Regions from separate parts of the Homo sapiens genome. Here region 1 is linked to region 2. Evidence: read pairs that join two places in POLR2A ChIA-PET (ENCODE). Cell type or tissue: PC-9. All regions are shown on one strand. Each heading gives the region's core, and the rest is flanking DNA. Links, peaks and the distances in the headings are about the cores only.

Region 1 (5,390 bases), core at 252-5,251, 140 kb before region 2:
AAGTATAAAGAGGAAACCACTGGCTGTGATTCAAGGCTTTCCACTTGTTAAAGCAGAAAAGCTTCTGGGGATGGAAAGACACACTTTTTAGTCTTTGCTAGGAGGACTCATGGTTGAGCTGTGCTTCATAACTGACTGTAAAAACATGGCGGCTTCCATCCAATCATTCGTTTTAACAAAAAGGTTAGTAAGCATTTTTTTTGCAACTAAATTATAGAACACACTATGATATGTAATGAAACTAGTATATTGCTTAACTTTAGAAAAATATTTTTTCCCTAGTAAAGTACAATTAACCAATATAATATGACTATATTCCATAAGTAAAACATTTGTACCAGAGTCATGATATGGGGTGATATGGTTTGGTTCTGTGTCCCATCCCAAATCTTATCTTGAATTGTACTCCCATAATTCCCATGTATTGTGGGAGGGACCCTGTGGGAGATAACTGAATCACGGGGACAGTTTCTACCATACTGTTCTTGCGTGGTAGTAAGTCACATGAGATCTGATGGTTTTATAAAGTGAAACCCCTTTCACTTGGCTCTCATTCCCTCTCTTGCTGCCGCCATGTAAGAAGTGCCTTTCTGGCTGGGTGCAGTGGCTCACGCCTGTAATCCCAGCACTTTGGGAGGCCAAGGTGGGCGGATCATAAGGTCAGGAAATCGAGACCATCCTGGCTAACACAGTGAAACCCCATCTCTACTAAAAAATACAAAAAATTAGCCGGGCGTGGTGGCGGGCGCCTGTAGTCCCAGCTACTTGGGAGGCTGAGGCAGGACAATGGCGTGAACCCGGGAGGCGGAGCTTGCAGTGAGCTGAGATTGCGCCACTGCAGCCTGGGTGGCACAGCAAGAATCCGTCTCAAAAAAAAAAAAAAAAAAAAAAAAGTGCCTTTCTCCTTCATCAATGATTGTGGGGCCTCCCTAGCCATGTGGAACTTAAGTTCATTAAACCTTTCTTTTGTAAATTGCCCAGTCTTGGGTATGTCTTTATCAGTAGTGTGAAAACAGACTAATACATGGGGCATTTTCAGTACTGAAAAATCATAAAAAGTAGACATTTAAAAAATTAAGATATACACCACTATTTTCTTTGGGTGGTTCTAGGGCCATGATCTTATGCTCAGTCCCCCTACTGCTTGCCAGTTATTTTACAGAGATGAATAAGGTACCTAATAAAGAATGTAAGACAGCAAAATACAAATCTGTCATCCGTATAAGAAAAACAACTCAAGATACACATCCTTTGGAAAGACTATCCAAAGATTATAAATGGTAGCATGTTTGGATTTAATCTGCATATTGTCAGTACTTAAATAGTTAAAACAGTTTGATTGGCAAGCCAGGATCACAGTTGCAAAAAATATTCAAATGGTTGCATATTATCAGGCTTCATCTTTGTCTATATAATTTTTAACTGCTTGCTTTATGTAAATCAGATTTTCTACTGATGGAAACTCACCATTCCCAAACTCTTAGGCTTTTATCATCAGATGTGCTCACAAATCTCCTATTCTCATCCACAAAAACAATGGTGTTGACAGCTCCCAAATGCCGATCATATTCCTGCACAATTTCTCCACTTCGAATGTCCCACTGTGTATCAGGCAAGAAAAAAGGTAAAGACAGAAGTAGAGTGGATTTATGAAAGACCATAATTCTGGAAAGTGGAGAAGGAGAAGATCTTCAACACGATATTTTTATAAATGTAAATTTTTCTGCTAAGAATGGTGCATTAGCCGTCCCTAAAAGTAGCAAACATTAAATGAGTAATATTAGCTTATTAACTTATTCCATCCCCTTATACAACATAAAGCTTAGGAGTCTTAACAAAATACTGTGAAAGACTTACTTGCACAATCTTCTTATCAGACATCCCAGCCACAAAGAGATTTTGCTTATCTTCATCAGGATTGAATTTGACACAATAAGGTACTTTTCGGTTTGTAAATCTTGATATACACTGTCCTAAAACCAAAGACTCAAATTAAATAGGTAAAATAAATTTGACCACTTAAAGATGACTGTGAGATTAAGATCTAGAGGTCACCTGCTTAATACATTTTGAGGAAGGGCTGCCTGCTTGCTCTTTACTGTAAACTACATTTGTTCTTTTTCACAGATTTTTAATGATTAAAAATAATTTTTTCAAAAGTAAATCGGTACTACCAATTGTAGAATAAATAAATTATAACTTCATTCATATAATGGAATAGTGCAAGCAATAAAAAAGAACAAACTACTGGTACAAGCCATGAGGGAATCTCAGATATTATGCTGGAGCTAGAAACAAAAGAGAAAAAATGGTATGATTTCGTTTATAAGAAGTTTAAGAAGAGGAAAAATGAAGAGGAAAATGATGACAAAAGTGGTTACTATGGTTACTGGCAGTGGGCACAGACTGGAAAAGGGCATAAGAAACCTTTACTGAGTGCCGCAAATGTTCTAGATCTTGATCTTTGTGGTAGACAACTGCATAGATATGTTTACCAAAAAAAAAAAAAAAAAAATCACTGAATATTTAGGCACTTCATACATTTTACTGTATGTGTATTTTATCTTGATTTTTAAAAGAATCTGCAAAATAGTAGTCTCTCAGCCTTGGCTACACAGTACAATCATCTAGTCTATAGCCATACCAATTATATAAATACCTTTGAAGGTAGGACTCAGGCATCAGTAATATTAAAGCTCTTCAGATGATTACAATGTGTGGCCAGAATTGAGAACCACTGCTAAAGTGCTGAAGAATATGGGCTTTGGCATCAGAGAGAGCTTCGTTTGAACCCAAGTCTGCTACTTATTAGCTGTGTGACCCTGAAAAAGTTAGCTCTTTAAGCCTCAGTTTCCTTATCTATAATATAATAATAGTACTTACCTCATAGGGATAAATTAAGATTGAAGGAGACACTGAATATCAGTGCTTAGCAATTATGCCTGTTAAATGATGTTTAATAAACATTAACTATTATCATTACCCTTCAGATGCAGTAAGGGTAATGACAGTAAGACAATAAGATAGTAAGATAATTTTTATAATTACATAAAATTATACTAGCCACAACATATTAATGTGAATCAATTAATAAACAGCAATTAGTATGGCTGTGAATATATAAAACCAACTGGCCTGTGAAAGTTGAGACCTACATTTTAATCAATTTGCGCAAATACATTTAATTTTGTTCATTAGACATTTATTGCACTTCTGTTATGTGCAATGCACAGTGCTAGGTGATGTAGGGGAACAAAAAAATCAATTAGATGGCCTATACAAGATTTCCACTTTGCTTATTTGTCAGTACGTTTGCTTTATAAAATCTATCTGGTGGAAACAAGTTTCACAGTGAAAGAGCTACTCATGCTCAGTTTCGACTTACAAATGTATTTTGTGATATTTGCTGACAGTGAATGGTATGAGAATCAGCAGTTAGAGAAGGTGCCATTTTGCCACAAAAGACTACTCACACCATTTCAAATATAAATAACTTGTAAGATGAATGTGTATTAGCATAAGTGAACTCTTACCTGTCTCAGTGTCCCAGAGCTTAAGATACCTGTCATAGGCTGCACTGAGGAACTGTGTTCCTGCAGTATTGAAGCAGATATCCCTAACAGCCTTACTGTGACCTAAAGGTGGAGTCAACAGAAACAGCAATGAGGTGAAGTATCATATATCTTCTTCTCTTAAAACATTAACACCATAAAGACAAACAGCACTAAGCAGTGGTTCTCAGCTGTGAGTCAAGATCACTGGAATGCCACCGCCTGATTTACTGACTTAGAATATGTTATGTGTGGGCTTCAGAATGTGGGCGTTTTTTTCCCCTTGAAGAAGCTCCTCAGGTGATTCTGATGCATAACATCTTGGTTAAGAACCAAGAGGAAAAGGTTTAACTTTTCTTTTAAGTCTGCCATAGCAATTACTTAATATGCAGTACATACAAGTGATGACTAGCTAGCCAAGAATTTATGGAAATGTAAAAGACCAATTATTGCCAGTGAAAGAAATGGCTGCTGGAATTTTGGAGGTTCACTCTCAGAATGTCCACCAGGCTGCAAGTGAAAACAAAGTGCCCCAAACCTAAAGTTCAGGAAACTGTAGCCCTTGTTCAATAATTGTATATTTCTGTGATCACATTACCAAATTTCATAGAAACTGATTCAGAATGTAGGAGACTTTCTGAAAACTATATTAGCTTGCATGGTTTTTTATTTTTATTTTGAGATAGGGTCTTGCTCTGTTGCCCAGCCTGAAGTGCAGTGGCTGGATCTCAGCTCACTGTAAGCTCAACCTTCCTGGCTCAAGCGATCCACCCACCTCAGCTTTTCGAGTAGCTGGGATTACAGGTGCACACCACAACGCCTGGCTAATTTCTGTATTTTCTGTAGAGACAGGGTTTTGCCATGTTGCCCAGGCTACCTTCTTTTGCTTTAAGATGATATTTTGATAATACACTAATTTTAAGGTGCTGATTATTATACTTTACTTAAAAATGAATATTGCCAGTTCACTCAACTCTTTTAAAAGTTACAGGGAAAAATAAAATGTGGCTAAACAAAAGCAAAAATGTTCCTATTTTTGCCACCCCACCATGACCAAGACACGTACAATTGTGCAAAATGAGCATGGCACAAATTGTTAACCACATGCAGCAGCTCTAAACCATCACCTCCAGTGAACTCCCATCAGGAGGTACGTGTCATGGTAATTAGGCATCCTTTTCTACAGCTGGAGTCCCAGTCAGAGCTTCTATCATCTCCTTCAGGAGGAAAATTTCAGTTTTCCACAGAAAAATGGTCTGCCAGTAGAGGGGAGACAGATGCGGACCAAATCCACTCTATCTGATGGAGACATTTTGTTCCCCTGTACACAGCTGAGAGCCTTCCACAAGTCTTCCTTTAGGCTGCGGTGACATCTTAGGCAGTATTAATTTGTGCAGGGAGGCCTTAAAATCATAAAGCACTGCTGAACAGACTCCCACTTTAATCTAAAAACAGAGCCACTACGAGTCACACCGTTTCAACGTGGTACAGTTAAATTTGGAATGAGTAACTAGCCTTCACATGAAATCTGACAAAGACAATAAACCTTTCTCTACCAAAAATCTGGTTTGTCACAAAGCTGTCCTCCCTTTGGCCTTCTTTCTTTCTTCAAGGAGTTCTCTCAATCTCATCCTTTTTTTATGCTTTAGCTGTCAATTCCCAGTCTCTCTTCAAAGCTCGACCTCTGGCTATCTAATTGCTTACTGAACATTTTTACCTCAATATCCCAAAGGCAGCTCAAATTTGGTGTATCTAAAACCTTACCATCATCTTATGTTCCTTCTTGGTGAATGGCACCATCGTTCATCCAGCCTCATGGGAGTCACTCTAGATTCCTGT
Region 2 (5,390 bases), core at 102-5,101:
TTACAGTAGAAGAGGGAGAAGTAATTAAAGAAAAAAGCTAATACTTTTTTTCCATTGGTCACATTTTAACAAACTAAAATTAATTGCAAAATTGCCCACAAAATCTGAATATAAAATGTTTCTATTATTAAGTAAGAACACAGCTAACACTTATATGGCACGATGTTCTATGCTCCATTCTACGTGCTTTCCATGTATTATGTTATATTCACAGCCATTCTACAGAGTAGTTATTAATGTGGTCCACATTTTGCAGAATCCAAAGCACAGCAGGTTAAATACATGTCTCGAGGTCACCTAAGTAGTACGGTAGTCCTCCCTTATCCACAGTTTTGCTTTCTGAGGTTTCAGTTACCTGCAGTCCAGAAATAATAATACAGGTATATGGAAAATTCCAGAAATAAACAATTCATGAGTTTTAAATTATGCACTGTTCTGAGTAGCGTGATGCAATCTTGTGCCACCCCTCTTTGTCCAACACAGCACATCAATCATCCCTTTATCCAGCGTATTCATGCTGGATACACTACCTGGCCATTAATATCATGAGCTGCTCCTGACATCCAGCCATGGATCATCATGGCTCAATGATCCAGGATCACCTGAAGCAGGTGATGACATGATGATGTCAAAATCCTGACATCATCATGGCTCAGTGATCCAGGATCCCCTGAAGCAGATGAGCCTTCTGACGTGTTGGCAGAAGGTCAGTAGTAGCCTCACACTATGTCACAATGCCTATGTCGTTCACCTCACTTTATTTCATCACGTAGGCATTTTATCATCTCACATCACCACAAGAAGAAGAGTTAGCACAGTAACTTATTTTGGGAGAGAGACTACATTCACATAACTTTTATTCTATTTTACAAGTAGTTGTTAATCTTTGTGCCTAATTCATAAACTTTATCATAGATATGGCTGTATAGGATAAAACATAGTATATATAGGGTTCAGTACTATCTGGTTTACAGCATCCACTGGGGGGTCTTGGAACGTACCCCCATGGATAAGGGGGAATGCTGTAAGTGGTAGAGCTAGTATCTGAGCCCAAATAGCCTGGCTTCAGTGCCTGTGCTCTTCACCACTGTGTGATACTGCTTCTTCTCAGTGTGAATATTTTCAAGGTCAGATGCCTAGAGGAGGTTAAGCAGTTTATATCTACGTTAGCTGGACCTCTGGTAAACTCAACTGGATTTAAATTTGTGACTGTTGTATGTGTGTACTACTGAGTTCCTGGCTCTGGTCTGAGTGTACATGCCCATAATAACAGATCAGCTGTTTCAGTTGTGTTCAACTTACTAGGAATGTGGGCAGTTTTCTTTTTAAAAGAGCCATGTGTCTTTATTAAAGTTTTGGTTGTAATGATGAAGCTTTCTCTCTTTTTAAACAAGATATTAAATGTTACATAGTCCCAGTAAGGGAAGGCCAATTTGGACCACAGAAAATTCCACCAAAAAGACTATCAGGAAATATAGAAGAATATTATTCAGCCTCTATTGTTATATTTTAAAATAACCGAATGGATGGCTACAGAGTAACTTTGTGCTTCACAGAATAATAGGCCTAAAACCCTATCAGTAGGCTATAGTCTGTGTTCAGGCAAGAGAAGCTTTGGAATTAAGTGGTCCCAATAGAACAGAATTAACCTTGTGATTAACAAACCACCATGTGATCTGAGGTCTACCAGCTTGTCTAAAAAATTAACTAGGACACATTAATTCCACTCTTGTAGATGCATTTTTTTTTTTTTGGTCTTAAGTCTTCTTTATTTCTCCTTTTAAATTGTAGCTACCCCTGGGACAGGATGCAACTTTTGCCTTTATCAGCCCACACCTGATACTGTTCATCACTTTAGCAAGAGTTAGATGACAGGCAATCCAGTGGAAGAATGGCCCATGGAGTCAGAGAGAAGGGTGGGCCAGAAAAAGTACAGAAAAGGGTTGGAGACAAACTGCTACTCCACAGATTTTCCCATGCTTGGTCTGCCTCCAAAATCTGATGTGTACAGTATTCAACCAAAAAAAAAAGGCAGCTTTTGAAAGAATGTCTTGTTTGATAGTGATCCCACCATTCTTTCAGTCTCTTGAGTTTAAAATCTTGATTCTAAGGCGTAGAGAGTTCACTTCTTTCTCTCCATTCCCTGAACCTAGTCATTTATCAAATTGCATCACATTTCTCTTGCATTGTTTTTCCTATTTACCCCTTTCTTTGAATTCCAACTCTTAACATCATAACTGAGACCCTTGCTTAACTTACTGTGTTGAGAGGTTGCTCAAGGTGACCATAAATTCCTCTGAGATGTGTAATTTCCAAATGAGGTTAGGAAGTCCCTGAATGGTTTGCTATTCATAAGTACTGTTCCATCCTAACTGTAAATTCAGACCCACTTCCTAGTGAGAGTCAGTATCATGAATAAAGGACAGAAGAAAAATGCTGAATAGGGTCAGGGACTCAGAAGGTTGAAAGGGGTTAGGAAAATAAGATTGAATAACACCCTCAGGTAGAGAAAAAGGGAAAAAGCAGGAAGTTCTCAGGTACAAGGACCTCAGAAATATCACTGTGAGAACTTTTACAGTTCTGGATCCTCTTTCTGGACTCTCGTCATTGCCCTTTTCATTCTCCTTAAAAAATACTTAAATGAAGAAGAAGGGCCTACATGCTTAGTTGTAGGGATAGAAGAGAAAAGGGAAAAAGCAAATTACTGAACAGTGCTTAAAAGGATATCATTTTAGTTAATCCATATATGCAACATTTGCTTGTGTGTGCATAACCCAGCTCTGCAAGAACACCTCAAGAACTAGAAATGTGGTGACTTCAGGGAGGAAAACTGAGGCCGAAAGACAGAGAAGTAGACAGGCTAGTAGTGTTTGGCTCTATATTGTGTGCCTTTTGAGTGTTATGACACGTGAATAAAATCTCTCTCCAAGATTAGTGAAACAGGGAATGGTATTGGGACACATACTTTTCTACAAACTGTTCTATGTGGAATGAGAACTTCAAAAAAGGAAAGTCAGGTAAACTCCAGGGAACTATGGGAAGAAAGAATGAGGTACATGGGAGAACCCATGATTCAGGACTCTGTCAACCTAGGTTTAAGCATCAGCAGACCTGACTGTCAAAAAAAATACTGTAGCATTAGGAGATATACCTAATGTAAATGACGAGTTAATGGGTGCAGCACACCAACATGGCACATGTATACATATGTAACAAACCTGCACGTTGTGCACATGTACCCTAGAACTTAAAGTATAATAAAATATATATATATATATATATATATATATATATATATATATAAAAGATCTCAATTAGGGATATAGCAACCTGACCAACATTCCTAAAACATAATATTTCCATATCATGTTCCCACTCAAATGCCATCAATGGAATTTGACCTTCCAGTGGTTTCAGTGGTAGGTGAGTCCCAAATTATGACCATTTTGTAAAAGTCCCTCAGATGATTCTATTGTCTGGCCAGAGTTGGGAATCATTGCCCTAATCTGAAAGTGATCTTAAATTCAAAATCTGTAGATAGTGTGATGGAGAACAAACACTATTTTAAGGCTTAGCCTGTGGAGAAGATGCAGGCACTTTAAGTTCAATTCAGCCTCAGCTTTCTGTATACCATCTTTCAGTGGACTTGTGGGTAAAGTTCTGTGGAGAAGCACTGAACATGACATTGACAACCAAAGAGATCCTTGTGAAACCCAGAATGAATTCTGAATCCAAATTGCAAATAAAATTTTATTTTTCTTGAAAAAAGGACACATAGGGTCAAGCTTAAGTCAATCATGAAAATATAAATCAAATGTGTGGGAGATGCATAAACTTCCAAAATTTATTTTCTTGGTAGAAACATGGATTTTATTTAGTTTTTAAAATAATTTCAACTTTTTGATTCAGTGGGTACATGTGCAGGTGTGTTACCTGGGTATATTGTGTGATGCTGAGGTTTGAAGTATGATTGATCCCATCACCCAGGTCCTAAGCATAGTGCCCAGTAGTTTTTCAACCCTTGCCCACCTCCCTCCCTGCTCTAGTAGTTCCCAGTGTCTGTTGTTCCCATCTTTATGTCCATGAGTACCCACTGTTTAGATCTCATAAGTGAGAACATGTGGTATTTGGTTTTCTGTTTCTGCATTAATTTGCTTAGGATAATGGCCTCCAGCTGCATCCATGTTGCCTTAAAGGACATGATTTTGTTCCTTTTTATGGCTGTGTAGTATTCCATGGTATGTATGTACCACATTTTCTTTATCCAATTCACCACTGATGGGCAACTAGGTTGATTCCATGTCTTTGCTATTGAGAATAGTCCTGCAATGAACATATGAGTGCATGTGTCTTTTTGGTAGAATGATTTATTTTCTTTTGGTTATATACCCACTAATGGGATTGCTGGGTCAAATGGTAGTTCTGTTTTAAGTTATCTGAGAAATTTCCAAACTGCTTTCCATAGTAGCTGGGCTGATTTCCATTCCCCTCTACAGTGTAGAAGCATCCCTTTTCTCTGCAGTCTCACCAGCATCTGTAGGTTTTTGACTTTTTAATAATAGCCATGGATAACTCGTGTGAGATAGTACCTCATCATGGTTTTGGCTTGTATTTCTCTGGTGATTAGTGATGTGGAGCATGTTTTCATGTTTGTTCACCACTAGTATATCTTTTGAGGTTTCTGTTCATGTCTTTTGCTGATTTTTAATGGAGTTACTTTTTTTTTCCTGCTTGTTGATTTAAGTTCCTTATGGATTCTGGATATTAGATCTTTGTCAGATGCAGTTTTTGAATATTTTCTCCCATTCTGTAGATTGTCTGTTTACTCTGTTGATAGTTTGTCTTGCTGTACAGAAGCCCTTTAGTTTAATTAGGTCCCATGTATCAGTTTTTGTTTTTGTTGCAGTGGCTTTTGAGAACTTAGTCATAAATTCTTTCCCAAGGCTAATGTCCAGAATGCTGTTTCCTAGGTTTTCTTCTAGGATTCATATAGTTTCAGGTCTTATGTTTAGGTTCTTAATCCATCCTGAGTTACTTTTTATATATGATGAAAGGTAGGGGTCCTTGTAAAACCCAGCCATCCTTCGTATAGCTAGGCAGCTATCCCAGCACCATTTATTGAATAGGAGTTCTTTCCCTGTTGCTTACTTTTGTCAACTTTGTCAAAGATCAGACGGCTGTAGGTGTGTGGCCTTATTTCTCAGTTCTCTATTCTGTTCCATTGGCCTGTGTGTCTGTTTTTGTACCAGTACCATGCTTTTTGGTTACTGCAGCCTTATAGTATAGTTTGAAGTCAGGAAATGTGATGCCTCCAGTTTTGTTCTCTTTGCTTCGGATTGCTTTGGCTATTTAGGATCTTTTTTATTTCCATAGGAATTTTAGAATAGTTT

Evidence for each region. ChIA-PET counts read pairs that join two places held together with the same protein. Peaks named below come from ENCODE experiments on the same cell type or tissue, not always from the same donor. Only the 100,000 strongest peaks of a DNase experiment are listed, where the experiment ranks them.
Region 1: POLR2A ChIA-PET joins it to region 2 with 9 read pairs; 3 of 35 experiments call an interaction of 5 or more read pairs at or near these places.

The regions. Positions count from the first base shown.
Region 1 is chr6:110,215,947-110,221,336 of GRCh38, reverse strand. It overlaps CDC40 (cell division cycle 40), which reads right to left. Exons shown (of 15, transcript NM_015891.3): 10 at 3,534-3,635; 11 at 1,858-1,973; 12 at 1,468-1,601. Among named protein-coding and RNA genes, the nearest start is that of CDC40, 38 kb to the right of the region's middle. In PC-9, for the core only: no CTCF peak of the experiment used is centred there; no DNase peak of the experiment used is centred there.
Region 2 is chr6:110,072,500-110,077,889 of GRCh38, reverse strand. No RefSeq gene overlaps it. Among named protein-coding and RNA genes, the nearest start is that of GPR6, 97 kb to the right of the region's middle. In PC-9, for the core only: no CTCF peak of the experiment used is centred there; a DNase peak (open chromatin) is centred at 2,289.